Linked DNA regions of Mus musculus: all the other regions are linked to region 3. The links are chromatin loops, found by intact Hi-C in ENCODE. Cell type or tissue: left cerebral cortex. All regions are shown on one strand. Region 1 overlaps Antxr2 (anthrax toxin receptor 2). Region 2 has its middle 14 kb from the start of Prdm8. Region 3 holds the start of Gm33609 (a long non-coding RNA gene). Region 4 holds the start of Antxr2 (anthrax toxin receptor 2).

Region 1 (8,000 bases), 810 kb after region 3:
AGACTACCACTTGCATTTTTTTTTATTTTGCATTTTTTTTCTGTGCCGACGCTTATAGATGAAAGACAATTTATATTTCTAAAAAGCAATGTATATATCTAAAAAGGGGCACTGTCCTTATAAATAATTTTCTTTGTTAATTGCTAAAGTGCTCATTAAATAGTCAAGTATTATATATACGTTCTTTTTCACAGATTGGCCTAGCTTGGTAATTTATGTAATTGAATCTTTCATATCCTTCATCTCACTTTAGGAAACCAGAATGAATTAACACATACCTGTTAATTATATAGTTAAGAGGTAAATTTAAGCTAAGAAATGGCAGCCAAAGAACATTCTTTGTGAATGTTCATTTCCAGTGCAAGAGACATTGGTTGAAGACTTTTATAAAGATCAAGTACGGTCTACAGTACTGCAAACATTTCTATAACTACAGTGTAAACGTACATCCATCTATACAGTCACACACCCCTGTAGCAGTCAATGGGGTCGAGACATGCTCATGATCTGGATTATTCTAGTAGAAATTTTATCATGTATCAGCCAAAGGTAGTTAGTTGGGTCTGAAGAGATGGCTCAGCAGTTAAGAACACTGGCTGCTCTTCCAGATGACCCAGGTGTTATTCCCAGCACCTACATCATGGCTTAAAACTATCTTTAACTCAACTTCTGGGTGATCTGATGTCCTGTTCGTACCTTTACCTGCACTGCACAAATGTAGCACATAAATATACATGCAGGGAAAACCTGCAGACACATTACAAATATTTTAAAGAAAAAAGAGAGAGGAAGAAATGGCACTTTAAAAGATGTCCTGAGTTAAAGGTTGGACAGGGAAGCTGTACCCATAAAATTTCAGCTCTATGTTCACCTGAGCAAGACCTGCACCATGGCAGCACCAGCTGAAATGCCAGTGTACATGAGGAGCATCTCACAAGGCCCCAAACTTGGATGAAGAGCTCTAAGTGACCAATGGCTACTGAGAAAGGAAGAATCAATCTCCTCCAGGAAGGAGCCCGTAAGAGGCTATCTAACCCTAGAACTCTGTAGGAATCACAAGTACACACAGGCCATACTGAGTGGACTAGGCGGGTTATGTTTTAAAATAAATACAGAAAGAAATAATGAAAATGTAAGATGCTAAGGTTACCTGAGAGGCAGAGTTGGAAGTGGGGTGGGTTAGTGAGCAGGGGGAGGGGGAGGAGATAGGGGGTTTCAGAGGGGAATCAGGAAAGGGGACAACATTTGAAATGTAAATAAAGCATGGTCTACAAAGTGAGTTCCAGGACAGCCAGGGCTATACAGAGAAACCCTGTCTCGAAAAAATAAATAAATAAATAAATAAATAATAGTAAATAAATAAATAAGGAAGGAAGGAAGGAAGGAAGAAAGAAAGAAAGAAAGAAAGAAAGAAAGAAAGAAAGAAAGAGGAAATATCTAATAAAACAAAATCAAAATTTTAAAGATTTGGACTTTTCAAAAAAAAAAAGAGTTGGAAGTGTTCTCTAAGAAGTGTTTGTCTGATCATAATTGGCCTAAAGGACAATAATTAATTGTATATGTCATAGGGTTTTTTCAACAGTTTTATACTTATCTCTATATTTTCATTTTAATTACTGAAAATAGTATATAAAAGTATAAGTGTTTTGTGGTCATTAGGACTGACTTGGGCTAAAATAGGAGGTTTTTCTGGATCCCATAAAACATATTATAAAGCTCACCCATATGTCACAAAATACATAAACTAATTTTTTTAAAACAAAATGTATGAATGTAGTCATTTAAAAAGATGACAACAGCAAATAATAGCTGAGGATACAAAATAAAACTTTTTTAAGTTTAAGGTTTTGGCAAATGTATTTCAAAGTCTGAAGTCATTCATAGTATGCTAAAAACTATCGTAACTTCAGAATTATTTGAGTGAAAGATCAGTCTTCTACAGGAAACCCACGAGAGGTTTATGCCACAAACATGGTAGACAACAGAGGCAGGTGGTGGGAAGTCCTAATATGGAAGTGTTGGTCAGTTTGCGGTTGGCGTGGCTGAAGGGTGCACCATGTGATTCCTAAGCCCAGAGAGTGACATTTAGGGAGGCTGGGGTCACTGAAGAAGGTGCCATTCAAAGACAGTCAGGCCTGTTTGCTTAGCTATGAGGACTCAGAAGCAGGACGAACACAGCTGTGGACATAAATCTGCAACCGGGGATAATAAACCGGAAGCGAGCTTCAGCCATTGGCCTCTACAGTTACAAAGCTTTCTTGATGCCATCTTTGAAAGAAACTTGAGCGTCCTAAGATCGTGATGCATCTTGTCTTGGTTTTGCTATGAACTTTTAAAAAGTGGAAGAATGATGTTCTATCCATGTGGACCTCAGTCATTTGGAGGAATATGGAGCACGGCTGTATAATGTATAAGTGTTCTCCACATAGGAGGTCTGGCTTTACCTTGATATACACATGCACTACTATGGCACTGCCAACTCCAGCGTCTAACCCCAGGCCCTGCTCTTCGGCTAATCCTTTGCTCCTAAGCATACATTTATAAGACTGCTCTCATCTCAACATCATGCAGCCGCCTTACTGCATGATGGGGTATAATCACATGACTGTAGTCTTTACTTGCCAGGCTACTATTTTAGCCCATCCCATTGCCATTGTATAAATATACACCTGTGCACTAATATGAGTTTTTACAACTCTTTTGGTAAACATTAAACTAATTGATGAATTTTCTCTCCGCCGACACCGCCTCATTTTAAGGTACTACAAGTATGGAATCCTGACAAACAAACTGTTGTGCCATTCAATTTCCTAGATATTCTTATTTTCAGGGGGAGGGGGCGAGGAGAAGAAACTACCACCAGCAAAGCTAAATCCCATATTCCTTTGAAAAGAGAACCTTAAACTTCACATCTGCAGAGATAAGAAAATCTATAGAACGTTAGATGCAAGCGGAAATCCGTGTGTTTCAGGCATATTCTGGGATTCTTGTGTTGAATCTGTAAGTTGCTGCCTACTCACGGGTGAGTGAGGAGCCGTTTGAAGGTTAACATAACCTCAAACACAGTCAAGAAGGCCTTCAGAGATTTAATTGGTTTGTGGAACAACTCCAGCCTAGTGCTGTGCTTTCTTTTTTCTTTGCCTTTCTGCTTCTCTAACTCTCTTTTCATAGGGGAAAAAAATAAAAAGAGGACGCATGGTAATGCATCATTTATAAATTACCTTGTTATTGAGGGGGAAAACACACACACACACACACACACACACACACACATACAAAAAAAGAAAAGAAAAGAAAAAAAAACTGCTTTGAAAACCAAACAAACTCCTGCTGCGGAATCCAGCCCGTTTGATGGAGACCCTTCAAAAGAGTTCAGGGCTTAATGGAGGTTGTTTGTGCAGAGACTTCGATCTGTACCTGCTGTCCCCTGTCACTCCCTGGAAACTTGGCGGCAGATGTTGCAGCGGTAAGTTGTCTCTGAAGTGGCTCTCTGTCCTGTCTCCCCACCGCCGCGGAGTCAAACTGCATTAGATCTCCTATTTGTGCCTCGGGCAAGTTTGGGAGCGCAGCTGTGTCCACCCCGCTCCTACCTTTGGAGTTTGGGGCCTCCAGGCAGCGCGCGCGAGACCAAAAAACGGTCCTGCCGCTCTCAACTACCTCCGCTGACAATCGGCAGCGCGGCCGCCAGCAGATGTCGGGACAACCTGCTAGCTCGCACCTGGCCGCCAAACCAGCGACTCCCAGGACCCGGCGCCCGCATCAAAGCCCACGCCCGCCCGCCCGCAGCCCCGCGCGGGGAGCTCGCCCGTCCCGGCGACCGCTTTGATACTGCGCGCACCAGCTCCAGCCTCCGCATCAAGGACCCCGGGGCCGCGCCAGAACTAGGCCAGGGAGCCCCGTGGCCACTGCGCCCCAGCACAGCCTGGGCTCCAAAGGCACCGTGAAGGGCTCACTGCCCCACCTGCGGGACTCGCTGCAGTGCTGCACTCGCTCTCCGGTTTGTTTATCATACAGAGCTCTCAGGAGGCAGAATCTGCAATAAACTGTTCCTACCGAAATGACAAGGCTGTTTTCCAAAGCACAAAACAAGCTGCTGGATAGACTGGGGTTGTGTTCCTTGGAGCCATTAGTCAAACCCTTAGAAAAAGTGTGCCTTATTATCTGTCATGCAGCTTAAAGTCAGCCTCCCAGTCCACCCTCAGAGAATGCCGCTGTTTGGTATCCAGGAGAAAAGATATTCTTTATGCCCTGACCATGCAAATGAGGACGACCATCTAAATCCCGGAGGTTCCAAGCCTGCCTAATGTCTAAAATGAGCAAACTATTTTACAATCACACACACACACACACACACACACACACACACTCACACGCACGCGCTCACGCACGCTTCTGTACCCAACACCCAATTCCTCATAAAAGGCACAAACCAGTGTAAAACGATATGTTGTGTATAAGTGTGCATTCAAAGAAGATTGACGACCACAGGAGACACAGGAAAATAAAATGAGTAATAACACCAACTTACAAGTTGATAAATTTCAATTTTTTTTCTTTAAAGAAATTGACCTTAATATCAGATAACACTTGTTCCGATGAGTTAGTTGATATGATAGCCAAACTGTTTCAAAAGGAATTTAACATACTTACCTATGCTGAAAACAGACTGTTTATATAGAGTTCCTAACATTTAATAGGATAGTTTAGTGGAAAGTAAATTTTTAGAGCAAACTGATAATCAGATGAAAATGAAGATCTCATTCACATAAGTACAGTTCATATTCATATGAAGTATGTATATGTAAATTTAGTCAAGGTTTAATGTTTAACTCAGTTTAATCAGGTATGGGTGGATTTTAGGGGAGTAGATTTTACAAATATCCCAAGTTTTCCACAATAGCTAGAAGAGCATATACAATATTAGGAAGAGAACTGAAACCCCACCCCTCCCCCAATTATCTCCATTTACTCAATCCCCAGCACTTAATAAGATGGAAATTATTAACCATACAAACGAACATCTAACATGGTGAGGAACACCCTGAGATGAGGCTTGAAAGTCATTGTAATGAACGAAGTGAGTGAGACTCCAGCAGTCTTGAGAAGGAGAAAGGTTACAAGCAGACCCAGAAACAGAGCACAAGCCCACACTTGAATTTATGATGCATGAATTTCCATATAAAGGAAGTTTCTATCGCTAATGTGCCGATGACCTGGTAATAGGAGAGGCTGCTACCTAGACACACATAGCTCTCTCTCCCAGTGGTCTTAGCAGAGCACACTGGCCTCCCGCTGGAAAGTTCAGCTATATATTCTCAAGTTGTGTACCCTAACTGGCTGGCCTCAGATATTTCTGAAATGTTCCTAAATTGATAGAAGTAAAACAACAACAAAAAATTAATAAACAAATCTAAAATTCTTTTACACTTTAAACACCAAGTTAAAACTAGCTAATGCTAAGTGCATCTTGGCTTCACAGCACAAATGCTAATTTGATGGATGACTCCAAAGTTTTCAAGAGCAGCATGCCAGGCCTAAATGTGAAAGCCAAACTCCTCTGAGGTGTGCATGGTGTTCTCCTCAGTAGGAAAGGAAGGCCTGTACTCACACCATGAGAGCACGAGAGCATCATGAACAGCACTGGGTCTCTTAACCAGAGCCACCACTGGTGCATATGAGGAGGCTCTGAACAACTTTTCTAAAATTGTAGCACTAGGAAATGGTGCACGTTATTAGGAAAAATACTAAGAGCAGAATAATTCTTGGCAGATTTCTAAAATGAGAGCTTGAAGTGGAGTCCTTGATAAGGAAAAGACAGGCATACAGCACACTTTTAAGGATATGCATCTAAACACCACTATTACAGATTTCTGCAGTACTTCAAGCCTTCAGGACACCTTGACATATTTCAGAAACCAGACTGTGACCGCTACCACTATTAAAGGCAGGTAACAGGTTTATACCTAAAGAAACAGTTCTGAGGTGGTTTCCCCAGATCTCACTGCCACAAATGCTAGAAGAAAAAGACTTCAGATGCTAATTCCCAGTCTGTTTCTTCCGAAGGAAAATAACTCAGAACACATGCCTTCAAAGTCAAATACCGAAGCAATGAGCAGACTTACGACTTTAATTAATTATCTGGAAAGGCAGTGGTATGAAATTGGCTTGAAAAATGCATTCTGAAAACACAGAACTTAACAAGCACCCTATGTAACATGAACGTGCAGCGGTCAGCATCAATTCAATCCTGCATGCCCACAGGAAGTTTTAAGTTACTTTCATTACATGCCCTGCCCCCAGCCACCTTTCTCAAGAAATCACATACCTCATCACCTTCCTGGGGTCTCATCAAGGACACCCGGTCATACTGCTTCATGATCAAAGCCCAGAGTGCATCCAAACGACCCTAAAGAGATATTGGACTTGTAAACCTGGATTGCTTCATTTTTGTTAATCAACTAAGCAGGTAAATAAATAGAAAAACTTAAAGACTTGTGCTAAGAAAATATACAGTTGCTAAAGCATAAAAATGGATTGTCTACTATTTTATGGACCTTAGTCTTTCTCGGGGGACAGGAGAGACTGTAAAAGTGAAGTCCCCATTAGGTTTCAGCTATAGCACACAAAACACAGACACGTACCTTGATTGGCGTGTACCACTTTGTCTGAGGTGCCTGGTGTGTGGGTCTGGGTCGAGGTGGTCTGGATGGGATGGGGATCTCTTCTTCAGGGACCATCACCACAGCATTTTTTGCTTTCTCTAGCCTTGCACCTTCCTCTGTAGATCCTTTATCTCCCCAGCGGACCTTTAAAATGAAGGAGACATTGCTGTCAATCAAATCATCCCAGAGTACCAAGCTCTTATGCTGCCCACAGTCCTTTGATTCACCAGTCCGGTGTAAAAAGATAAATTAGTATACTAACTCCAGTTACTTTTCTCCTGAGCTTTAATGGGTTCCTTACCACTCATCATTATTATTTTTCCTGTATGTTTGGTTATATATGTGCATGTTCAAGTGTAGACATACATGTGTGGATGCCAAAGATCAACCTCAGGTTTCAATTCTTCAGGTTCCCTCCATCCTGGATTTTGAGACAAGGTCTCTCATAGAGACCTGAAGCTAGCCCATTAGACTGGGATGGCTGGACAGGACAGTCCAGACATCTTCCTGCCTGTTTCCTCACCATTCTCTTCTCTCTCTCTCTCTCTCTCTCTCTCTCTCTCTCTCTCTCTCTTCCTTTCTCTCTCTTGCTCTCTCTTTCTCTTATTTGAATATAAAGAATGCATGTGTATTTTCTTTTTGTAGTTCTTTTTTATGTTAATTTTTATTGCATATTTTCTTCATTTACATTTCAAATGCTAGCCCCTTTCCTAGTTTCCTATCCGAAAGTCCCCTATACTCTCTCTCTGCCCTGTTCCCCAAACCACCCCCTCCCGCTTCCTGGCCCTGGCATTCCCCTGTACTGGAGCATATAATCTTCGCAAGACCAAGGGCCTCTCCTCCCTAATGCAAGATAACTTCAAAAATATGACATCAGTTAAATCTGGGGCAAAGGCCTTCAAACCACTTCAAATATGGAGGCAATTTGTGGCTTATGTAGAAAATGCAAGACTATAGGGTTCAATTCCACCATGAGGGATCTAAGGTGCTAATGGTAGCATTTATTCACTGTGTTCATGTTTATTTAATCCATAAAAAATTGCAAAGAAATATATATTATGTGTTTTCCTTCCAGATGATTGAATTGTGGCATAAGTTAAGCAATGTGCTCAAAGCCACCACAGTGTGTACTGGCAAGGGTAAGGATTTGGATGTAAGCAATTAGAAATGAGTGAAGAAGTTTAACATGATTTTTGAGTTGTATGAAATTATATTATATAAGATAAGTACTCTTTAAAATTCTTTTTTATAATATTTGGATGATTTACAAAGTATAAATTTCCAGTTACAACATTTTACTTGTCAACGTAGCATTCTGTCTTTGGTTCTTTTGCTCAT
Region 2 (8,000 bases), 1.0 Mb after region 3:
AATATGTGCAGGTGGAGTAGATGATACATACATACATACATACATACATACATACATACATACATTATACATACATAGGAAGGATAGATAGATAGATAGATAGATAGATAGATAGATAGATAGATAGATAGATAGATAGATAGATAATTTCTCACTATACAACCTTGGCTGGCCTTGAACTCATGATTCTTCTGCCTCTACCAAGTGCTAAGAAGTTTAGAGATTACAGGCTGGTATTATAAAGGCTAGTGTTTATTTTTGTAGGGGGGGGCAATTGGTTTTTTGTTAGGTTGGTTTTGGGATTTGTGTTTGTGTGTGTGTGTGTGTGTGTGTGTGTGTGTGTGTGTCTTTTTATTTATTTATTTGTTTCTTTCTTTATTTTTTGGCTAGTCATTTGTTTGGTTGTTGTTTTGAGACAGGATCCTCCTACACAGGCCATACTGCTTTAGAGTTTGCTGTGTGATATACTATTCCTTCAAGGACTATACTAAAAACAAAAGAATTGTTTAAAATAACAAAACAAAAAAACAAAAACAAAAAACAAAACAAAACCTTTTATTTGGATGGGAGAGATGGCTCTGAAGCTAACAGCACTAGTTGCTCTTGCAGGGAACCAAGGGTCAATTCCCACAACATTGGTGGTGGTTCAGCCTGCAATTCCAGTTCTAGGGGATCTGACACCCTCTTCTTTTTTTTATTAGGTATTTTCTTCAATTACATTTCCAATGCTATCCCAAAAGTCCCCCACACGCTCCCCACCCACTCCCCCACCCACCCACTTCCACTTCTTGGCCCAGGCCAAGTTCCCCGTACTGAGGCATATAAAGTTTGCACGACCAATGGGCCTCTCTTTCCACTGATGGCCGACTAGGCCATTTTCTGATACATATGCAGCTAGAGACATGAGCTCCGGGGTACTGGTTAGTTCATATTGTTGTTTCACCTAGAGGGTTGCAGATCCCTTTAGCTCCTTGGTTACTTTCTCTAGCTTCTCCATTGGGGGCCCTGTGATCCATCCAATAGCTGACTGTGAGCATCCACTTCTGTGTTTGCTAGGCCCCGGCATAGTCTCACAAGAGACAGCTATATCATGATCCTTTCAGCAAAATCTTGTTAGTGTATGCAATGGCGTCAGCGTTTGGAAGCTGATTATGAGATGGATCCCCGGATATGGCAGTCTCTAGATGGTCCATCCTTTCATCTCAGCTCCAAACTTTGTCTCTGTAACTCCTTCGATGGGTGTTTTGTTCCCAATTCTAAGAAGGGGCAAAGTGTCCACACTTTGGTCTTCGTTTCTTGAGTTTCATGTGTTTAGCAAATTGTATCTTATATCTTGGGTATTTTAAGTTTTGGGCTAATATCCACTTATCAGTGAGTACATATTGTGTGAGTTCTTTTGTGATTGGGTTACTGACACCCTCTTCTGACCTCAGAGGGCACCAAGTATGCCTGTGGTGCACATACGCATGTGCAGGCAAATAGTCACATGCAAAATAAAATAAATCTAATAATCTAAATTTTAAATCTTTTTATTTAGGATTTTCACCTATAAATCTGGATAACGTTGCTTTGCTTGGTGCTAACACGAACTCTTTTTTAATCCTTCTATTTTTAAGAGTTCTCTTTGTAACCCATCACCTGCTGTCAAAACCTTTATCATCCTTTTTTTCTTTCACTTTGAAGACTAGTTTCCCCAGACCTCTTTGGTGGTATCTATGGCCACGTGACTCAGAGCCAAGTCATGAAACCTTAAAGTACTTCTTTCACAGATGAAAAGAAACAGCCACATCTCTTTGCTCATCCCTTTCTTTAACATTAAAATAATAATTTGACACCTGGAGTTATAGCAGTATTATGGTGATCATGAGCCAACACATACACAGTTGTTAAATAATGTTTCTATACATCAAAGAAGTAAATAAGCTGCCTATCTTAGGGTTTCTATTCCTGCACAAACATCATGACCAAGAAGCAGTTGGGGAGGAAAGGGTTTATTCAGCTTACACTTCCACACTGCTGTTCATCACCATAGGAAGTCAGGACTGGAACCCATGCAGGTCAGAAAGCAGGAGCTGATGCAGAGGCCATGGAGGGGTACTGCTTACTGGCTTGCCTCCCCCAGCTTGCTCAGCTTGCTTTCTTATAGAACCCAAGACTACCAGCCTAGGGATGGCATCACCCACAATGGGCCCTCCCACCCTGGATCACTAATTGAGCAAATACCTTAAGGCTGGATCCCATGGAGGCATTTCCTCAAGAGAGACTCCTTTCCTTGTGATAACTCCAGCTTATATCAAGTTGACACACAAAACCAGTCAGTACACTGCCCAATTAAATTTCAGTTTCTTAAAAATTCCTAGTAAATTTGAAGCATTAGTATGTCCCAAATGCTTATAGCATATATTTTTAAAGCATAGTTTTGTAGATAATAATGCACATGTACACGCGTTATATTGTGAACAAGAGCCAACGTATTACAAATAAAAATAAAATAAGAATGCTGTTCGGCTGAACTTTATGTGGAGTGCCATGCTCTCTTAACAAATTCCTGTTTTGGTTATTAACTGTATTAAATACCAGACGAATAAAATAATGTTTATAAAATGTGCACATCAAAAGAAAGACCCTAGTCTTCAGCCCATCCACCAAGACGATCTTTGCCTGGGTTGTGTTTAGTTTTCCTCTTCCTTTTAAATAGTTTCCTTCTTTTGTTCAGCTCTATCTTTGGCTAAAGTCTAGGAACTGGAGCAAGGCCTTTGATTCACTACAGTAAAGTTAACCCTGCATCCTCCCCCCACAGACACACAACCCCCTTCCACATACAAAGCGCTAGGCTGACAATGAAGCAAATTTCAAAGCAGGAAGGCTCTCTGTCAAGATACTCAAAGGCCACCTCCAAGGCAGAGAAGTTGATCTTTTCAGACCTAGTCGGGCTTCTAGATAGACAAAGGTACAAGACAAACTACAGAGAAGGAAGTCTTGCAGTGAAGGTTGGAATATGGGTCTCCTTGTGTTTTCAGAGAAGCAACCTCGACCGCCAGGTTTTCTCAAGGGTCCCTCAGTTTCTCCAGGGTTCAACAGCAGGCATACCCCTGCCCCAGCCTCCCTCCTGCGATCCTGCATATGCTTTCGGGCTAAACGGCCCTTTCCCTGGTTATCTCCTCACGGGATACATCTGCTGGGTGCCTAGCATCCTCAGCTCCGCTTTCATCTTTTCGTGTCTCAACACATTGTTTCCTCCAGCCCTGATGGCAGTGTGGAAGGGAGCCATCCCACCCGGCCGCGCTTTGGGATTGGCAGCGAATGAATGATTGGCAGCGGGCATCTCTGTCAGAGCTTTGGCATGCCGCAGAGTGGGAGCCCCGTGCTAATGAATGCCATCTACACCTACCAGATGTGCCACTGGGTGACATGCCAGGTCTTTTACATAATGCCATTCTGCCGGACACGGGACAGCTGGGGGTGGGGGTATCCGTTAATGCCTTGCAGTATGAGTGGGTCTGTCTTCCCTTTATTTCGTTTTTTTTTATTCAGGCTACCGTCTATACTGTCCATAAGCCCAATTAGCTCCCATTATGTTGCCCTTAAGACTATAAAGCTGAGGATGTCAGCTCGAAATTGAAGAAACTTGAGCTCAATAAATAACTCCCCTGACCTCCCGCACACACAAAAATAGCCTCTCTTCTACTTCCCTGAGTTTGCTCTCGGCCTCTCGGCTGCCATCACTAGAGAAACCGCTTAGACGTGTATAGAACAAATCGCAAGCACCTGAGATATCTGAAATTAAATAAGGGGAGGGGAGACTCCACACGTCTCACCCCACCTCACCCCATGTTAAATGAACACGAATGAGCTTCGCACGCTTCGGTGGCCCCCTGATTCTTCTCGCTGTCTCCATCAGCAAGAAACTAAAGAGTGTTTTCCTCAAGGGAGATACCTTGTCCAAAGTGTGTGTCAAGTTATGGATAAAGTTTGGGGGTAAGAATGTTTCCTGAAGTAGGGTGAAGCGCAGGGAACTAGAGACCTGGTGGGTTGAGGGTTTCCACTCCAGAGGGTGAACTGAGGCGCTCAGGATATGCTAGATTGTCCCCTACGCTTCTGCCACATCTACCCACAGAGGGTACCCCAATCTAGGCTTCCTGGGGAGAGCAGACCTCAGATCCTCCCTAGATAGACTCCTACCTTCCTCACACTCCTCCTCCCATAACCGCTACTCTGAGACCAAAAGGCTTCGCTGCCACTAGGCGCTGCTCCCACGCGCGGGCCACTGCCCTCAGCCTAGGTAGGTTCCCCAGGCAGGGCCAGTCCCTGTCACCCGCGCCCCGCCCGCCGCCAGGCTCCAGATGGCGGTTCCTTGCGCTCTGTTTGCGGTCCCCCAGACGCCGCCCCGCAGCAGCCGGCAGCCGCTCCCTCCCTCCCAGCTGCTGCAGAAGAGCCCAGTACGGATCGGAAAGCCTAGGCTGGGATACCGGCCGGACCGCGGTTTCAGAGCGAGGGACTTCAGAGGTCGGCTCGCCCGGATTGAGCGCCCCCACATTCCGCAGGTAGGAAGCAGGGGATGCTCACAGGGACCGGAGCCCGAGCTTGCCCGCAGGCGACCACCCGCACTCTCCCTTGACCTTCCTTTTCCCCACCCCTCCTCCAGCGCGTCGAGGGCGGGGCTGGGGCTGGACCACCCGTGGGACAACCAACAGTGGCTGCGCAGCCGCCAGGAGAGGGCGCCCAGCAGCTAGAACCTGCTCTGGAGGCAGGCTGTGTCTGGGCGCCGCACCCCAGCTCAGAGGAAAGCTGCTTCGACCGGAAGGACGCCCCCTTCCGTCCGAGAGTGGTAGTGACCACCACAAGCTTAACAGCCCACTTCTCCGTTTTTCTTCTGCTCTCACTTGCTTTCCATTTCCTCCCCTCCTCTCCTCTCCCCTCCTCTCCTCTCCCCTCCTCTCCTCTCTTCTCTCCTTTCCTCTCCCCTTATCTCCCCTTTCCCTTCCTCCCCTCTCTCCTCCCCTCTTTTCCCTTCCCCTCCCCTTCCTTCCCCTTTCCCTTCCTCTCCTCTCTTCTCCTCTCCTCTGATCTTCTTCCCCCCTTCTCCCCTCCCCTCTCCTACCTCCTCTCTCTCTCTCTCTCTACCCTCCTTCCCCTGCCTTGCCTAGTTCTCTTTTCTACTCTTTCCTCCGCCCTTGCATTTCGGTAATTTCTCCTATTCTTACAGTCCGTACAAAGACTCAGGAGGAGTTTGTCTGCCCCTGGGAGATGCTATAGAGGGCGATGGGTTTCCTGCCCTGACTTGTTGCTCTGTACGATGCCTCCCTGGGTGGTGAGTCTAGCCATCAGCCCGGAGTATAACAACCCCGGGAAGTTGGGGTTTTCCTCTGACCGTGACGGGGGGGGGGGGGGGGGGGAGAGGAGGGGGTGTATTTGATCAGGGAGTGAGTGTTATGGTGAGGAGCAGCGCAGCCTCAGAATGTGAAGCTCTGGGTTCCCATTGCTAGCCAGAATAAGTGACGGGAAGTTCAGTCGCTTGCTCCTGAGCTCCTTCCTCCCAAAGCACTCGGGACACTCCGCACACTCCTCCCTTAAAGAAGACATTCCTAAGATGGAAAGTCAACCTCCGAGACCAGTCCTCTCTGTTTCTATAGAAGCTGAGGTTGGGGATGGAGAAAAGACGCTATAGGCCACGATGGCCTGGCCCCTGCGAGCCCATCTGACGTCCCCTTTAATCCCCAAGTGTCCCAGCGCGTGCCCACAGTGCCCTCCGGCCGGAGCAGGTTCCATAAGCTCTCAGAGTAAATCCCCTCGGAAACATTAATCACAGCGACCAGCAAGTGCAAACTGCGAGCCCGCCCGGTGTCTGCCCCTTAATCCCTCCCTCTGAAAAAGCAGAGGCGGACAGGGGCTCAGTTTATTCTTTACAGGAGCGGTCTCTTGACCGACTGGACGTGCTTTCCCGAGAATTCACGAAACCTTGACAAAAGTAAAGGGATGTGAGAGTGGAGAAAAGAAGTGAGGGGAGATAAGCGGGAAACTGGGGTGCAGGTTAATTACTGCGGAGTAACCCTAGCCAGGAGCCCAGAGATTGGACAGGAACGGCGGCACTGCGGTGGGGGTGGGGAGCAGTTGGAGGAACAGAACGCTGGGCTAGGTTGGGAGCTGGAGTTGGAACCCAGTTCTTTTCCTTCTGTGCTTCAACCCACGTGACCTCACGTAGGCGTTGTCCCCTTACAAGAATCAGGGTTTGCCCCTTTGGGGCTTGTTGCTCGCACTTGAGATTTCACTATCATGTCGTTCAATTAATCATATTCCAGTTCTCCTATTTTATTCAAAACCGTCTTCCAGTTCCCTCATAATCGTAATTTGCGCCATTGCCTTTTATCTTTGATTAATTAGGAAGCTGAAAATGATAATGGAGGGTTGGACCAATAAATTAGCTTTAAGAACAGACGGACCGACGTCCAGGGCTGCTGTGGGTGGGCACTGCAAAAGGGGGTGGAGGGAGAGTAGCGGCTTCCTGGGGCGAAATACACTAGCCGGCCTCAAACACGTGAGCTAGCACCACTCCCTGACTGAGTACTGAAAAGACCCCTTCCCTAGTTTGAGTCTGCACTTGGAGAGCGGCTAGTGAGGGCGGGCTTCACCATTCTTTGTGAATTTGAGGTTTAGAGACGCCCCTGTTGAAAATATTTCTTCAGCGAGGAGCTAGAAAGTTATCTTTGATTTTTGCCCTTTCCTTCTCTCTCCCCTTACTACTAATCGAGAGAGTGCGAAAATCTAAAATCAGCCCGTGGCTCCCAGGCCCAAGAGGCAAGCCCCCTTTCTCCTTCCACGAAATCGTTCACGCCTCCAGACGGGCTAAACGAGAGAGCACTTTGCGGCTCTTCACGGCTTCGCTCCAGCCTCTTTAGCTTTCAATTGAAAACCAATTAAAGGTTTCTATAAATCTGTTAGCTCCCCTTTTATCTGGGGACCCCTGATGCATGCGATATTGCCCTTTAGATGGCTCTTCCGTGTTTTGTTTTACAATTGTTGTATCAATATAATGCGGCCTTTCTTCTCCTGTCTCTATAGATACAGATACACAAGGAAAACCAGAGCTATTCAGGCTCATTTGTCCAGGAGCCTAGCAGCGGTGCCCTTTCTCTGCGGCTGCTTTCCCTGGTTCGGTAGCAGCAGTTATGGTAGAAGCAGATGGCTGCTGATTGGGGGAGCTTTGTGGCTCTAATGCTGAATACTTTATGGAAAAGGACTTTACCATGCTTGGTTGGGCAGAGGAACAAGAGGGTGAGATTTACGGCCAGGAAAAATAAATCTTTTTCCAAGTTGTGGCTCCCTTCTCACCAGTGTCTCCTCTGCCCCTGGGGTCAAACAGTAAGGAATTGGTCTGATTTGATTTGATTCGCCTTTCTGCTAACAGCATTTTTTAGTCAGGATCTGCGTGGAGCCTGCACCGAGAGCCAGAAGTTTATGAAAGACCCCAGGTTGCGGATGCTGCTTCAGCACGGGCTCACCCCGGGGTGACAAGCAGAAGGACGCGCTCTTAAAGGCTGTTGGAGGCCCTGTTTTCCTGTCTGTCTTGCTGAGCTGAGCGAGGCTTCCTTGCTGGTTATCCTATTATCGGTGAGGAACAAAAGGGGAAGCCAAAGCCAGAGGACAGACACTAATCTTGAAGGAGAGAGGAAAATGACAAATATGGAGAGCCAGGTGTGCTTATCACTTTGAAGGGGTTTGAGCTGGAAGGGAGTTTAAGGGATATCTGGGAATGCAACACTGTTTGGAAGGAGATTTAAATTCAGTTGTTGAGGGATACACACAGTGCAAGCCTCTGCTGGAGGACAAACTCACCTTAACACATACCCTTTACTGTTCATCTTCTCTTTATCTTTCCTGAGTTTTGCTTTTCTTAAGTCAGGTGTATTTTGCCTCTGCTGCTGAAGTGTGTACCCACCCCCACCCCTTGCCTGTAGATGCTGTTTTAAAGCACTGTCATACACACACACACACACACACAC
Region 3 (8,000 bases):
GGATTTCTGTGGGTTCCAGGCCAGCCTCAGCTACAGAGGGAGGCCTTGTCTGTTAATCTATGCGCTTCTTCTCTATCTCGGCACTCATCTTGGTAGCATCAGATCTCAGCCTCAGATCTATCTTAATTTTAAAACCATAGCCAGCACTTACCAACATTTTCCAGCATCATGGAGGGAGCATGGGTTCTATGCCCAGATGAGTCTGAGAATTACCTCTGTGACTGCCTATGAACGAGGCTTTGCGTCTTCTTTCTGTTAAGTGAGCTTCATTCCAAGCAACTTAATGACTTGTCGAGGGTATCAAATGAAAACATACACCAAGTATTGGCTGTAGAAAAGACATTGATAATGTTCAGTTCCTTCTTCTGTGGCATCTTTAATTTCCTGATGAATAAATGCCTCATTGACAAGTTTGTTCAAGTCTGATGAGATCCCCGGTTTAAGAGACTGGAAAGAGTTAGTTAAATAAAGCCAGTGATATCAAATATTCATCAGGTGCAGTCAATGGGCCCTCTTAAAATTAGCGAACAATATTAATGTAAAGAAAACAAAATAGTGAAGAATTTGGGATACAAAACTATTTTTTTTTCTTTGAAACTTATTTCTTAGTCATGAATTCTAACCCATGACTACTTGGTTCTAGTAAGTGAGCAAATTGTGTTTCTTATTTGATCGAATTGCTGTGTCGTTATTTTTAGCACTTAAATTTGATTAGAAACAGGACTACTTCCGGCAGAGCTCAAAATCCTACACAAATTCCAACATGAAAGAAAGAACAGTCAATGTAACGGGTAAAGAGTTATGCACGTGAGGTCCTTCTCACAAGTGAGAATGAGTTTAACAGTTCTCTTGGGTCTGAATGGCATTTTTAGAGCTGAGGCAGAACAGCGCTGGCTTGGTTATCCAGCTGTTGGCTGTGCGAAGCTTAGGGCCATATCCCTACCACGTGCAGAATGTGCTCGACACAATTTACCCAGAGTACCTTGCAACGCAGCGGCGCTTTCGGAATAGGTCAGCATTGCCCAGACCGACACTGAGAAAACAAACCACAGGAAGTTGAATGTTCTTGGGAGTGAGATGACTGGGGAAGAATTTAAAGCATAAAGTGTATTTTTAAGGATGAGTGGAGTGAGCGAAGGGAGCTGGGGTGCCCAGAGTCTTATCAGCCACTGTAAACTCTTCAAAGTCAGAGAACAGAGCTGGCTTTTTGTACACAGGCTGAATAACGCAGGACTGGAAAGTATGCACAGCAAATACTTATTGAGCAGACAAGGGGTTGTGTGCCCTAAAGTGAAGGGTGGGTGTCTATTCCGAATGAGGAGGAGCAGAACTCCGCAAACTATATGTACGCCCCAGCTTTGTTGAAGACCCTGGAGTTGTACATGGAGGTGGACGGTTGTGAGCTCCTTTTATAAGGTCTATAATAATGACGTTGCTCAGTCATTGAAGCGCCTGTGTGGGTAAGGACGAGGAAAGCTGGACATGATGACATGTGCCTGTAATCCTGCCCTCTGGATGTGGAGGCTCCCTGGAGCTTGCTGGCTCGCTAGCCTTGCTGAATCAGTGAGCTCCTGGCCAAGTAAAACAGCCTGTCTCAAAGAAAAAATGCAGAGGGACAGGTAAAAGTCCATGGACATTGACTCTGGTCTACACGCTAGCGTGTGAAAACACACACAGACACACAGACACACAGACACACACAGATACACACACACACACACACACTCACACACACACACACACACACTAAAGGACAGATTCCTTTATGTCTTCAAGGGTTCCTAATAAAACCAGAGCAGTGTTCTGAATAACATCTCTTTTCAAGTCATGTTATTTTGGCTTTCAATGCTAGGAAATGCAATATGAAGGACCACACTACCGTTGGGATTTTATTGTGGGAGAGGCACTTCCAGAGTTCTAGGGGTCACCTGTGCATTTTATCTGTAGTTACACTGTTTTCCTGCAGATGGCACTCTTCTCCCGCAGAACCGTTACCCTTGGACCACCCTGCCCCACTTCCCTGCTGCATAAGACTATGCTGATAGGGAAAGAAATGAAAGGTTTTAAGGTTGGCAAAAGCTTTTGAAAGGGACTCAGTTTATTATCAATATTTGAGTTAAACATCCTAAATGTAAACTAGGCGTACCATTAGAAAACTATATTTAATGAAAAGATAGAAACCCACGATTTATTTTTTGTAAAGTCTAAATTTCGGTTCCATTTTCCTCAGGGAATTCATGAGGAAAGTTACTTCGGAAGCTTAGGTACAGGAGGCAGAAGGAAGGCTTGGTCCCTCTGCGCTTCATCTCGAACCATTCCTCTAGCTCACTTTTGACTTCTTAGGATTTCAGGTAATGGTCTGAGCTTGTAAGGTCAGATGGACAGCTGATAAATTGTGACTGTATTTTGGTGGTGGCCCAGTTCATAGGCCTCACTTCCACCTGGGTCTCAGTTGGTTTTTCCTGCTGCCCTGAAGTCATAGTTGGTTCTAGAGATGCTGGCCCTCAGGATCTTGCCAAGTGTAGGATGGAAACATGAAGCAGAGGTATCAAAGGGCCCAGGACTAACAACTGTGTTAGTCCTACACCTGACAATCACAAGACACGCCTTTGGGCTTGTGCTGCAGTCTTCATGGCCCACTATGGGAGCCGTGTTTAGCTCCTGTACGGTTCTAGCCAGTTAGAATGTTGTGTTCAGAGACAGTGCTTGCTTTCTGGTAACTGTTTGAAACATAGGGGTTCCCATCTCAGTGACCTGAGATTTTTACCCATTCCATCAGCTGCAATGTCGAGGTGGTACTTTTCAGGGGTGGCCTGCTAATCATTAGCTTGTCAATCATGAGGATTATTGTTAAGAAAATCAAAGTGAATTCTTAACTCTCAGCTACAGAACCAGAAGTTTTAAGAAAACACAGCTAGAGAGCAACAAAGCAGAGGGCACTCGGGGACTACTAGCAGGTTTTGGAGCACTGGTTTAAAAAAAAAAATCTGATATTAGTCCTGGCCTGCCCTGCTTTCTCTTTCCATTGGTGATATTTGTCTTAATCTTTAGCTTCTAGTTAGCATTATTTTTGCTATCTTTTTATGTGTAGGTGTTTTGCCTTCATGTACGACTACAACGTGCCTGTGCAATGTCCTCAGAAACAGGAGAGGGCATGGGATGTGCTTGGACTGGAATTAGAGCAACAGTGAACTGCCACGCTGGTGCTGGGATTGAGTCTGGATTCTCTAAATGGCCAGTGCTTAAACTGCTGACTCATCACTCCGGCTTCGTATTTGTTAGTTTTTATTTTCAATTAAGATTCATCCCTAAGGACTTTACTCCCTAAAATGAGCTGAGAATGGCCAGCGTTCAATGTGTGTAAGAAAACATCCATGCCATTAGCTTCAAGGAATCCTAAATTCTCTCCCTAGTTTTCCTGGGCTGGTCAGAAAGCTGGAATGCCTTTTTTTCCCTCCTTTTCCTGTTGGTTCATCTGTTCTGACTATTCTTTTCTTCCATTTCTTCCTTTGCAAGGAATGCTCTTTAAAGACCTGATCTTAAAATTCCACCATAGGCAGAGTCTTTCCTTGAGAAACTGTCTTAAAAATCCCCCAGGAGGAAGCAGCTAGCCAGTCACAACTCCGGGCATTGGGACTCTGCTCTCTGCAACTTTGTTTCCTCTCATCCTGGGATTCATTTTCATCTTGTCTAGAAACCTGAGAGGAAGCCCTACACAATCGGAGGAGAGGCCCTTGGTATTGCAAACATCATATGCCCCAGTACAGGGGAATACCAGGGCCAGGAAGCAGGACTGGGTGGGTTGGGGAGCAGGGCGGGGGGGGGGGGGGGGTATAGGGGGCTTTGGAGATAGCATTTGAAATGTAAATGAAGAAAATATTTAATAAAATGCCTTAAAATAAATTTTTAAAAGACCTCATTGAACCAGTGAATAAAATGATTTTAATGTTTAAAAAAAAAAAAAGTTAAATAATCCCCAATGCATGGGCGGACTATTTAAGGATAAAGAAACCCAACTCCTACCTGTCCAAAGGGATAGGGCAAGCAATAGTGAGAGCTCCCTGGGGGGGAATACTTTTCTGTAAACACGAACAAACCCACTAAGGTAAATGTGCACACCCTAATTCTGTTTCCATACTGGAACGCGAGACTCTATTCACACTAACCGGAAGTGCCGTATTTCGTTCATATCTACATCCCAGCTCTCAGTACAGTACCTGCCACGCGGTAATACCTATTGAAATGAAACTCAAAAAGCTGCCCATGGATCGGCCCGTGTTACTTCCTGTTCATCAATAAAAGATAGCCTCACTTTCTGTGAGAATTTGTAAGAATGTGTCTAACACGTTCTTACAAATAGAGTTATGGGATTTGTCCTGGGTGCAGCAGCGTCTTAGAGGAAGATGCAAGAATAGATATCTGGGATATTCTTAGCCGGTTGCAATGCACCCTGTGTTGGGTAGAGGGCAATGTTGGCACACAAAATGTAAGACAAGCATTTTCAGAAGAGGCGTCCAGGCTTCAGTCAGTTGCTTGCGCCTCATTTCCATCGCAGCAGCCAGCACCAGCACCACCACCGTTATTAATGGCGGCCTATGTCATGGCTAGTAAGTGGGACCACTGATTTTCTTTTGAACCCAAGTTTTCTCACTGTTAGCTCAATAGGTTTCCCTGGGACATTATAATGATTTCTTTCAATGGATTTGTCTTTTGCTAGTTACGTATGTCTCGTTATAAGAGTAATATTACCGGGGGCTGGAGAGATGGCTCAGTGGTTAAGGTCACTAACTGCTCTTCCAAAGGTCCTGAGTTCAAACCCCAGCAACCACCTGGTGGCTCACAACTGACACTCTCTCCTGGTGTGTCTGAGGACAGCTACAGTGTACTTACATATAAAAATAAATAACAAATAAATCATTTAAAAAAGATTAATATCATTGCAGAAATTCAAACTTAGAAGAGTTTATTTTTTTATTTATTTTCTTTAAATTTTTTTTGTTGATGTTCTTTCCACTGCCTCCTCTTTCTCTTTCTTCTTAAGACAAACAAGGTCTCACTCTGCAACCCAGACTAGCCTGAAACTCGTGGTCATCCTCCTGCATCAGCTTCTAGGCAGAGCATTTATGCTTATAAAGGCAAAAGTTCCCATGACTTTAACCCTCTCTCATACACAAAGTATAGTTTTTAGTATTTTCCTATGTTTGAACAGATCTATTGCTGTAGCATAAATGAAAACATACTACATATATATATATATGTTCATATATATGTATATATAATCATTAACAACTCTATGTCTCATTGTCTTAAATTGGTCAGTAGACAATCTGGGTTGATATGTTACTCAACTTCATGTACTTTTTAAAACTGATACTTGTGGGATACATCAAGATGTTGATCCTGCAGTGCCTAGCAATTGTTTTTTTCTCCTATTCTTTCCAGATTAGCATTATTGTGATTTTAGCCATTTTAATTTGTAACACATGGTGTGATTCAAAGCACTGAGTCTTAGCATCTGTCAATGATAAGATCATTCCTTTTAGTGATATGAGGATAGTTGCCAATAGCGTGGCAGAATTTGGCGGTCCATTGTGATGTTGTTAATGGCAGCAAAAAAGAACTTATGGGGAATGGCTTTTTCTACTTAAGCCTCAGCCAGTTCTTTGAAGTTTCCTTTAGCTCTCCACACAAAATTAAAACCAAGGAAACTTTGGATTTTTTCCAAAGCAAAATCATTTTCCCCCCTATGTCCAAGGTTTGTATGATACAGATAATTTAATGGGGCTAGCTGATATTGGTATGTCACTTCTCAATGTGTTGACATTGTATGCTGGAGTGATAATAACAGGGTATGTATGGAGGTGCAGGGAATGGAAACCTATGGGATGCGGGAGATGGGGTGCACAGAGATCGTCGGATGAGAGCAGTAGACTTTGGAGTATCTGGGTATCAGCAGAGTTTGGAGTACCTGAGTACTGTCTTTGAGAGCACTGATGTGAGAGTTTCTTGATTTGAACTCGGCTGTTTATATCTCATACTGTTCCTCTGAGCTTCAGATTTTGTGTGCATCTTTCTTATGTGTTTGAACATCTAAGCAGGCTATAAATATGCATTGTGCAGGATATAATATGTATTGTGCTCACCAAGAATATTTTCCTGGTTGTCCTTTCTCATAATTTGTAAGTAAACACATACTTGAGATGTTGGGAATGTGTGCCCATTATCCTGATACTGGTTAAATAAAATGATTTGACATTACTGATATCATACAGTTCTTGAAGACAGGGCTAATTTCTTTTGGATAGTCCTAATTGTTCAACATGAAAAACATCCATGAATTGGTTCTTAATATGTAAGGCTGGCTGGTTGACTTTCCAGGTGGGTAGACAGATGAATAAACCACGAGGCTGGGCTCCTTCTAACAGGGGGCTATCTTAAGTTGCTTCTTAGTAAATATTTTAGTGTCCTAAGGACACGTCTGACTAATTACACAAGTATACTGTGGTAACTGATCTAGATGTTATCTTTGGATGTATTAAAAACTGATTCAATTTGTCACAGTTTAAAGAACCCACCAGATTGATGGATTAACACAAAATACATAGTGAATATGATTGAGAAATTTTGTGTAACTCAGCTTTCAAAGATACATTTTTCTTAAATATTATCATAATCATATCTGGGGCTTGGCAAATGATATGATCTCCATATAAGCCTTAAGGCATAGAATTTCTTTTTTGGGTGCTGGAAAACAAACTTAGGCCTCATGAATATGTACAGTATTTTACAGCAGAGTCACAATTCAGCCCTGGATTAAAAAAAATTCCCTCTCCTTTGATAGAAACATTGTCTGATTAGGGTAAGACAATGGTATCACCAGGAACCAAGAAAAGGAAGAAAACTAAGAATACTCGTATGACCAACCGAAACGTGCACTCTACCAAGAGTTGTATTTCCACCAATTTACTGGGGTAACAGTGATGGGGTGACGTGAATTCTGGAAACCATTGTCCTTTGCTGTTTTCTTTTAAGTCAAAGTTCCTCTTCCTGTAGCTCGTTAGATACCGCCTTTTTCATGCTCATGGGTGCTTAGACACACATGTCTGATGGTGGAGATGGTACAGAGTGATAAGGTCACATTCCTGGGCTCACCATTGAACCAAGAGAGCCTAGTCAGTCCTCTTTACTCAACACTAGCTAGTCTATCTGGTTAAAGGACCTAATTAGACCTCTTTGCTCAACACTAACTAGTTTACCTGGTTAAGGAACCTAGTTACTGTTCGTTGCTCAATACTAACTAGTCTACCTGGTTAAGGTATGACCTAGTTAATCACCTTTGCTCAACACTTACTAGTCTATCTAGTTAAGGGGCCTATTTAGCCCTTCTTGCTTAGCAGTAACTAGTCTATCTGATTTTGAGAGATCATGACTCAGTCTTTTTTGGTTTTATTTTTCTTATTATCACTCCCCATCCAGAAAACAAAATAGAAAAGTGAGTCAGGTGGATGCTATAATAACCTATACTAAGCCTCATTTTTTTTCCATCAGAATTTTATGTGATTATTTAAATGTCATGGAAGAAAATGGGAATCACTAGAAATATGCGTTTACTTGGAGATTTCCCCGTGGAAAGGTAGGCGCTTATATTCTTTGGTTGATATTCTGGTATAACGTAGCTGAGGTAACTGCAATCTTCTTCAGAATGACGGAAGAGAAGCTGTTTATTTTGTGTGATCTAAAATGTAACATTTCAAAGCCATTGGTGCTATATTAACATTTCTTTATTGGCTTATGATTGGCACAAAATTTAATCTGTAGATAGACAGGCAAAAAAAAAAAAAAAAAAAAAAAACCATGACTGCATTTTACTCAAGTTTACCTAACTTCCATTAACCCAAACTGCACTGGGTTAAATAATGTTCTTCACCTCAATTTTTGCCCACCGAGGATCAGTGAATGTGACCCCATTTTAAAATGAGGTCTTTGCCAGATATATTCAA
Region 4 (8,000 bases), 900 kb after region 3:
CGTAATTATTTCATTGCTATTTCATGATTGTAATTTTGATACTTTTATGAATCATAATGTAAATAATTTTAGAGACAGAGTTTTGCCAAAGGGATCACAACCCATAGGTTGAGAACCACTGCTCAACTACGGATCTTGGTTATTTATGTGTATAATCATGCCCTGACTATCTATCTATCTATCTATCTATCTATCTATCTATCTATCTATCTATCTATCTATCTCATACACACACACACACATTAGATTACTATCTTTGTGGAATCCAAATCTCATATATAAAGCAGACAGGTAAGTGAGTATATCAGGGACCTAGCAAGTACATGGAGAACAAAGTCCTGGGAACAAGAAAAAGGCAGGCATGCTTCAGATGAAAGTATTTAATTTGATAAAAATTTAAGCTTTGGGTATCTAAAATGTATAACTGAAAATTGTCTGCCATGATTATGATTTTGTGGATTTACCTAACACTAGACATCATGCCAAAATCATGACAGAAGACCCAGCCCTGACGTGCATACTTATTGTGTTCCCATTTTGCTTCATCTCTTTAGCAACCCCTAAGAAACACGAAAGAACAACTTCTTGTATTTGTCAAGGTACTGTGAGTAAGAAAACCCAAAATTGTGAAACTTTCTGTACTTTTCTTTTGCTTAACTCTTACTTTTCAAATCATATGCTTAGATCTGTGTGTGTGTGTGTGTGTGTGTGTGTGTGTGTGTGTGTGTGTGTGTGCATACACACAAACCTTTGGGAAAGTTTATATACAGTAAGGAACCCAGTTTCTAGGTTTTAATACAAAGAGTCACAGGGGTCTTGGAAACAGTTGTCCACTGATCTTCCATCTCAACAAAAAAACTATTTCTCTAAATTTAAAATTGTGGACTGATTCTATATCCAAAGATGGAGAATCACAGTTAATTTGATACCAATTCAATTAGCAGAACTAGTAACATGGTAGCTTAGAAGGAACTAGCCCTTTTTATTGGAGATTGCTCTATGACATATAAAATATTACACTGCCCATTGTCTTATTTGGATCTCTACAATAACTCTAAGAAAACACTGCAGATTGGACATCTGTGTTCTATCGACAGAAAGGCTGACACTGAGTAGGATTCATCTCATTTTGTGTGTTCGCATGCACATGGAGGTCAGGGGACTATGATGGGTGTCAGGCCTTTGGTTTTCTTTGTTGTTGTTGTTGTTGTTGTTGTTGTTGTTGTTGTTGTTGTTGTTGGTTTGTTTTTGGTTGGTTGGTTTTTTTGAGACAGGGTCTCTTGTTGGTCAGAAGCTTCCTAATTAGACTAGGCTGTCTGTCCCAAAGCATCCCCAGTCTCTGTCTCTGTCTCCCAACTGCTGAAATTACAAGTGTGCACTGCAATATCCATTTTTTTACATAGTACTTGGAGATTGAACTCAGGTCTTTAAGCTTGCATGGATGCACTTTACTGACTGAGCCATCTCTCCACATCCAAAGCTCTTATCTCGTGAACACTAACATATTACATCTTTCCTTATATTCATCAACTTCAGTTCTTGCAACTGTCTTATAAGGTGGGGTTTACTCTTGTCATCATTAGCAGCAGCATCTACATGAGGATCCACATGAGTCATAAGAAGCTTGTTGTTAAGCAAGTTACCCTTCGTCACTCAACTAGTAACCTAAAGGGGTGGGATTTAAACCCAAGTAGATTCAGATTGGTAACTCTTGAGTGTGTCGTTAAGTTGCCTCTTGAGTGACAGCCTCTTCTGCCACCAATTTCAGTCCCTTATGCAGTGGATTTAACCATGGACAAAGGACATGTCTTGAGCTTACATAAAAGATTTACATCTCCTCCCTACATGTCTAAACATTATCAATCTGGGCGACCCGTGACTATGTTTCATCTCCAGCATGATGGAGAACCCATATGCAAAGTGCCTAGCAGAAACCCTGGCACAATGTATGCAACTGTCAGTTGCTGAGCCTTTGACATGTCTGGCATTGTGCTAAGTGCTTTGCTATGTATATATGAATATCATGAATATTAGAACTGTGTTTTTCTTCCTTGACATGCTAGATCCAAACCTGACTCTTTGGAAACTAATCTGGACAGTAAAGATATGTCCTTTTCATAAAAACAAAAATTTTTATATTGAGACACATAGGAAAATATGTTCATGGGTTATAAGGGACTGTCAGTGTTGAAACCACATGTTCATAATAAATTAAAGAGGCAAAATACAAATAGGAATACTTAAGTCTGAGCAGGTCTCGCAACCTAGAGAGGGTTTCCTCTTCAGGCAAAGAAAAATTTGACACAAGAGTTACATGTGTGCTCACACACACACACACATATGCACACACACAAAGTATAGTATAGCATAGTATAGTATAGAATAGTGTGATATAGTATAGTATAATGTAATATATATATATACATATATATATAATTTTCCTAATTGAGTCAATTAACTATAAACAAGTTATCTCCTTCAGTGCTTTTAAATAGTATGCCTTATTGATCTTTTTAAACTGAAAGCTCAAGAAATAAGGATTAAAGCATATTAACTGGGTTTTACAAAAGAAACCTAAAAACTATTTTCACAATTATTTTTTAGAAATTCACACATTCTGTAAACCAAAGCACTGCAGTCGCCCTTGCTTAAAACTGTGGATCAGAAAGAGGTGATCCCGAAATGTGGTTACCACATTCCTTCAGTCAACAAGTATTCACTAACCAAGGTCTTACACACTTTCTGTCAGATGAAGTAAAAATGGAATCATAGCACTCCATTTCTGATCGTAGACTCCACAGTCAAGAAAACAAAAGTAACCCCAGGAAAAGCAGCCATGAGTCAGATACGTGGATGGTTGCTTCCAATGTACCACACTATGATCAGACACCATAGAAAGGGTCACAAGAAATGGTGTGACAATGGACAGGAAAGCCACTCCTTTTCTAAGCACTGAGGGGTAGCAGGGTGTGTGTGTGCGTGTGCGTGTGCGTGTGTTGGCGTGTGTGCAGTCTTTTGTTGCAAGTCACTGAACTTCAGAGAAAGACTAGAAATGTAGAATATATTCCACAACCAATATAGATGATATTGATTTTCAGATGGTCTACTCCTGCATACTCATGCTGCCTCTCCCTTCTGTTCCTGCAGAGCACTGAGTTGTCTGTGTGTTCGCTTGAGCCCACGGAGAGGCCCAGATCACCACACGGCAATATCAATCATGCCTTTATGATTCATCTCTCCTAAAAGCCTGCGCTGAAATGATAATGCACTAACCTGTCTCCAGTTAATGGCAAAATAATGGTTGCTTGGGAAGAAAACACAATGAAGGACAATCTCATTTCAGGGCTGCAAAATAAGGAAAGAGGCAGTTAAAACATTTTCAAAAGAAATATTGGTACAATACAAAAGCAGAGCCAGGAATCTCATTTAAAATTGGTCTCCCTGCACAGTCCCCACTTCCCTTAAATGGAACTCTCTCAGTAGATCAGCTAACTCTGCACAGCCCTCCTGTCTGCACTGCATTTCTTTTTATGCAGTCTGTGCTTCTCCGCTCTCAGAACACTCCTCCACAAATGACTGGCGTTTACATCTAGAAAGAATAACTGGACAGTCTCTAGGCTGCTGCAAGACTCTTTCCTAGAAAAATGTTCCTTCCTTTGACCTTCTCCTACTTCTCTCTGCAGGAGGCCACACCCTTCACTTAGGGCTGGAGAGAAGTCAGCTTAACGTAGAAGCCACGTTATGATAAGAGTCCAGACAAAAGTCACCGTAAATACTGTAAATGCTTAAATATCTTAATAATTACATTTCTTAATACTTTGAGCATTAAGAAATCACCTTTTGACTTGGCATTTCAAATTCCCAATCTATATTCCAGGATTTTGGCACTAATGTCACCAAAAGGTGGTTGTTTTTAGAAAAGCGTATGCTAGTGTTGCTCAGGTCTGAAACTGCAGTTGTGAAACTGAGACACAAGCTGGAAGGTCCAAAGGCCCTAGCTCCTGTAAGCACTGTGCTTGACAGCAGCTATCTTTTATTCATTTCCCCACAACATATAATTAGTAACTGAGCAACTATACTTGAGCCAGAGAACAGTATATGCTATAGAAATCCAAACTTGCAAACCAGATTCAATAAGAGCCTCGTTTTCTTCAAATGTGACATTGAAGTAATCCGTTGCTTTTGAGTAACACTGAATGACATTCTCAGCACATTCAGCGATGGAATCAGAAACTTATAAACAACGGTCTGCTTGGCTTTGACAGTTACAGATCTAAGCTCTTATTTATATTCCCTGCCTAGATGGTTTGACCTCAGACCCTGTCCAGGAACCAGAGTGCTATCTTTGGCTCCTGAAGCAGGAGACTGAAGATTGAACACCGACAGGCATACATTTTTATAGGGACAGCTTTACGGCTGCCAATAACCAAAGCGGGGATTGCCTAGGCCTCTACAGATTGTTTGAAGTTACTTGCAACATGACTTTCAAAATGTTTTGATCATCCAAGCCTGTTTTACAGAAAACATTTGGGCTCAGAAGACTGAGGGAGGCAATATTTAATGACACAGCTCCTATCCGTGTCCCTCCCATTACCCTGATAAACTTGCACTTGTTCCTGGCATCCAAAAAAAAAAAAAAAAAAAAGAAAGAAAGAAAAGAAAAGAAAAAAAAAAAAACAGAAGAGGGTAACCACAGAAAACATTGCATCCAAGGGTTATTTTTAAATAGGGATTGCCACTAATTCCTGGTTACTTCTAAATAAGAGAGTAAGCTGGATTTACCAGCAGCCATGCTTTTTATAGCCGAGGGAAACAGTGTTTGCTAGTGAAGCCTCCTGCATATATAGAACGGTTACATTTTAAACCAGCCACACACCCACACATTGTGTAAACACAACTCATTTCTTTAAATGCACACACACACAAGTGCTTTTTCAGCTAGTGGGTTATTAACACATGTTCATTTAAAGTTTTCCGACACTTTTAAAATGTGGAAGTTTACAGAGCCAAGTGTGTGGAGTTGAAAATATAGTACAGACACTATTAGGATAAAATGTATTTTTTAAATGTGATAAATTATGAGAAAGCATAACTCAAACTCAAAACAGATGAGTGGTCGAAAAGGAAAAGACATTAAGAATTGTATTTGAAGATGTTCCCTCACACCCTGGGCCAAGTTTCTGGGAGCCAGATAAATTGAACTTGCAAGGGTTAGCTGAAAGTCTCGCCTGCACACCATGTGTGAAAGGGCCACCTTGAGACGTTTAAAATTCAACATTTTGATTTCGGGAAAGATTTCCCATGAGAAGGGTTTTAGAACAGGGAAACCCGGCTGTTTGTTCGATTTCCTTTCCAATGCCAAGAAAGGTACGATGGGGAGACATACCTCACAAATCTCTCTGTCAGCTGGTGGACAAAATTATAAATTTCAATCCAGTTATTTGCTACACTGCCAGACCTGAAAAAGGAAGATAAATTGATCAGAAAGACAAAAAGTGGGCCTTAATGGCAAACATTTCTTCAGTTTTAAAAGGCGCATGATGGGGGGTGGAGGTCGGGGGTCAGGGATAGGGGGCGGGGACTGACTCCCCTCTTCAAAGTTAAGTGTGCTTGTTCATGTCCATGTTCAGAGCTGAAACTTTAGTGTTTGGGCTGAATCAAGGAAACCAGGAAGACCACACTTCTTGGGGGGGGGGGGGGGGACACTTGCTTTGTACTGTTTAGAGAGAGACCTGGCTTTTCAAAATAAAAACACAAGCCCTCATTTCTCAGGAAATGCAAGCCACATTGGGTATATTAAGGCTTTCCCCCCCCCCCCCTGGCTCCCAGTGTGATCAGGATAAAATTAGGCAAACTTTAGAATGTCCGTGGGGGTCTAGGGGGAGTATGATAAAGAGGCACAAAAGTTCCTGGGAGGAAACGAGCTGCAGGTGGCCACACTACCGTTTCCCAAAAGATTCCAGGACAAAAAAAGCACTGCACGCCTCTCCTTTGGAGAACCAAGTAGCCCTGGAGTCTCGCAGCCCCTATTCCTGTACAGCTAATGAGCTTGCCTTTGAAAGGAGTCAGCCACATGCACACTAGGGAGAGTTCCCTCGTCGCCTCCCCCAGAATCCAAACACATCTCAACTTCAGTCCTAGCTGATTCAGAGCTGCCCTCCCCCCAGGAGACCCTGACCCCACAGTCCTCCTTCACTCACTTGTCCAGTACGAAGTACAAATCGAAGGCTTTTTTGCAAGAGGGCTGCTCCTGGGCTTGCAGCAACGACCCCGGACCGCCCACAGCCAACAACCACAGGCCAGGGAACAGCCAGCTCCCAGGGCTGCGCGCCCGGGACCGACCGGCCACCATCCTGTGGCCGGGGCCCGGCAGCTCTCTCTGGCTCACAGTCCCTTGGGCTCGGGGTTCTGGGCTCCGGGCTTCACAGAGCAGAGACGTGAAAGAGGCGGAGTCACCGGGGACTCGCCCGGGGGTCAGAGGCTGAGCGGGGCTGGGATGCCCTCTCCAAGCTCAGAGCCACCCAACAGCTGCCACTGAGGAGAGAGAGCGAGGTCCTGGGAGGACAAAGAGAGTCTCCGCAGCCGCCACAGCTGCCGCCGGAACTCTGGGCAAATCCCAGTGGACAGAGTCCAGTTCTCCCACTCCGGATTCCGGAGAGTTGCTGCAGACAATGAGGCCCGCAGCGACAGCTCTCGGGACAAGTTCCTCGCCTCCCGCTGAGTCTCCGGCGCCCACCCGGGAGCAGAAAGGCTGGCGTCTAGCTGCGGTGGTGAGCTGCGGGACAGGCACCCGCGGACCCCACGATCGCCGCGGGAACTCAGCCGAGTCCTCCTCTTCCGCCTCTCTTCCTCGGACCGCCCAACTCCTCGCGGCACTTTATAACTTTCTTCCCTGCCCCAACCTGGCGCCGCGCCGCGCGGGGCGAGCCTCTGCAGCCCGGGATGCTAAGCACCCGGGGGAGCGGCAGGCCGCCGGGCACCTCAGGCCTGGGGGGTGGGAGTGGGCGCTGACCGGTCTGCTCGTGCGAGCCCGAGGGCGGGGCGCCGGGAGGAAGCCCGACGAGCCACACAAGCACACTTGAGGGTTCGTGCTGAGCAGCGGATGACTAACGCCTGCCAGATTTCGGAAGGGAGAGAGGAGTTCTGAAAAACAAACGTCCTCTAGATACTAAACATATCCAACTCTCCCGCAAGCCTGGCCCGGCCTGTTTTCCCCAGCTGTGCTGGAACGGCCCTCCGCGTGGTTTAGAGACTCAGGACCAGCTGTCTCCTGGATAGTGACGGCCTTATGCCTCATCCCTCCGCACCTTTCATCCATCACACACCGACCTAGTGACGCAGGATTTAAGGTTTAAGAAAGGGGACTTCCTCTTTTCTTTCTCTTTTTTTTTCTATTTGATAATTTTTCCATTTTTCATTAATTCTGAGAGTTTCATGCGACGTGTACTGATCATATATATTTTTCACACACACACACCCAACACCTCCCTACCCCTAACTCCTCTGAAATCAACCCTCACCTCCCTACACACACCTCAACTTCGTGTCCCTTTTGTCAAGAACCCATAGACTCCAATTTGAGCAGTCTATATACTCCTGGTCCACGTGGGGACCATTCAATGGAGTAGGTTTAGCCTTCAAAGAACCACACCCTTAAAGAAAACCATAGCCCCACTCGGAAGCCTTCTACTGTGCATAGCTCCAGGGTGACCGGTGGGATTTCATTAAAAAAAAAAAAAAAAAAAAAAAGTTTCCCACTCCATGCTAGCAGGTTGACTGGCTTGATCTTCTGAGGATATTGTGCGACAACCTCAGCGGCTGTGTGTTCATGCATGCAGCAATCCCGTCATGCCCAGAGGCCAGCGCTGAGCTGTAGTGCCCCTGACCTAGAGTTCTGTGAATCTTTTCACTCACCTTACTCCCACCCTTTGTGGATTGTCCTGGAACGTTAAGGAGGGCTTGTGATTTGTATGTCCCATTTGTGGCTGGGCAATCCACGA

The links. Hi-C counts contacts between places; a loop is a spot of excess contacts. Peaks named below come from ENCODE experiments on the same cell type or tissue, not always from the same donor. Only the 100,000 strongest peaks of a DNase experiment are listed, where the experiment ranks them.
Region 1: it touches region 3 in a loop (4-fold over the local background); 8 of 42 quality-filtered maps call a loop at or near these places.
Region 2: a loop joins it to region 3, with 6 times the contacts of the local background. A loop is called at or near these places in 11 of 42 quality-filtered maps.
Region 4: it touches region 3 in a loop (2.7-fold over the local background); 4 of 42 quality-filtered maps call a loop at or near these places.

Annotation. Positions count from the first base shown.
Region 1 is chr5:97,931,762-97,939,761 of GRCm38, forward strand. It overlaps Antxr2 (anthrax toxin receptor 2), which reads right to left. Exons shown (of 17, transcript NM_133738.2): 15 at 6,642-6,806; 16 at 6,326-6,406. Among named protein-coding and RNA genes, the nearest start is that of Gm34226, 81 kb to the right of the region's middle. In left cerebral cortex, a CTCF peak has its summit at 3,967; DNase peaks (open chromatin) are centred at 2,988, 3,615, 4,054 and 5,591; H3K4me3 peaks cover 1,011 bases; H3K27ac peaks cover 759 bases.
Region 2 is chr5:98,162,956-98,170,955 of GRCm38, forward strand. It overlaps a transcript of Prdm8 not described here. Among named protein-coding and RNA genes, the nearest start is that of Prdm8, 14 kb to the right of the region's middle. In left cerebral cortex, a CTCF peak has its summit at 4,761 (motif pointing right); DNase peaks (open chromatin) are centred at 4,352, 4,748 and 6,101; H3K4me3 peaks cover 2,312 bases; H3K27ac peaks cover 582 bases.
Region 3 is chr5:97,124,224-97,132,223 of GRCm38, forward strand. It overlaps Gm33609 (a long non-coding RNA gene), which reads left to right and starts at 7,551. Exons shown (of 9, transcript XR_003955944.1): 1 at 7,551-7,633. In left cerebral cortex, CTCF peaks have their summits at 1,971 (motif pointing right) and 4,453; DNase peaks (open chromatin) are centred at 1,985 and 4,458.
Region 4 is chr5:98,024,198-98,032,197 of GRCm38, forward strand. It overlaps Antxr2 (anthrax toxin receptor 2), which reads right to left and starts at 6,820. Exons shown (of 17, transcript NM_133738.2): 1 at 6,201-6,820; 2 at 5,387-5,458; 3 at 3,274-3,345. The coding sequence starts at 6,352. Gm34226 (a long non-coding RNA gene) reads left to right here. Exons shown (of 3, transcript XR_389370.3): 2 at 555-599; 3 at 3,148-3,283. It also overlaps Gm42759. In left cerebral cortex, no CTCF peak of the experiment used is centred here; DNase peaks (open chromatin) are centred at 3,508, 4,869, 6,079, 6,332 and 2 more places; H3K4me3 peaks cover 1,597 bases; H3K27ac peaks cover 272 bases.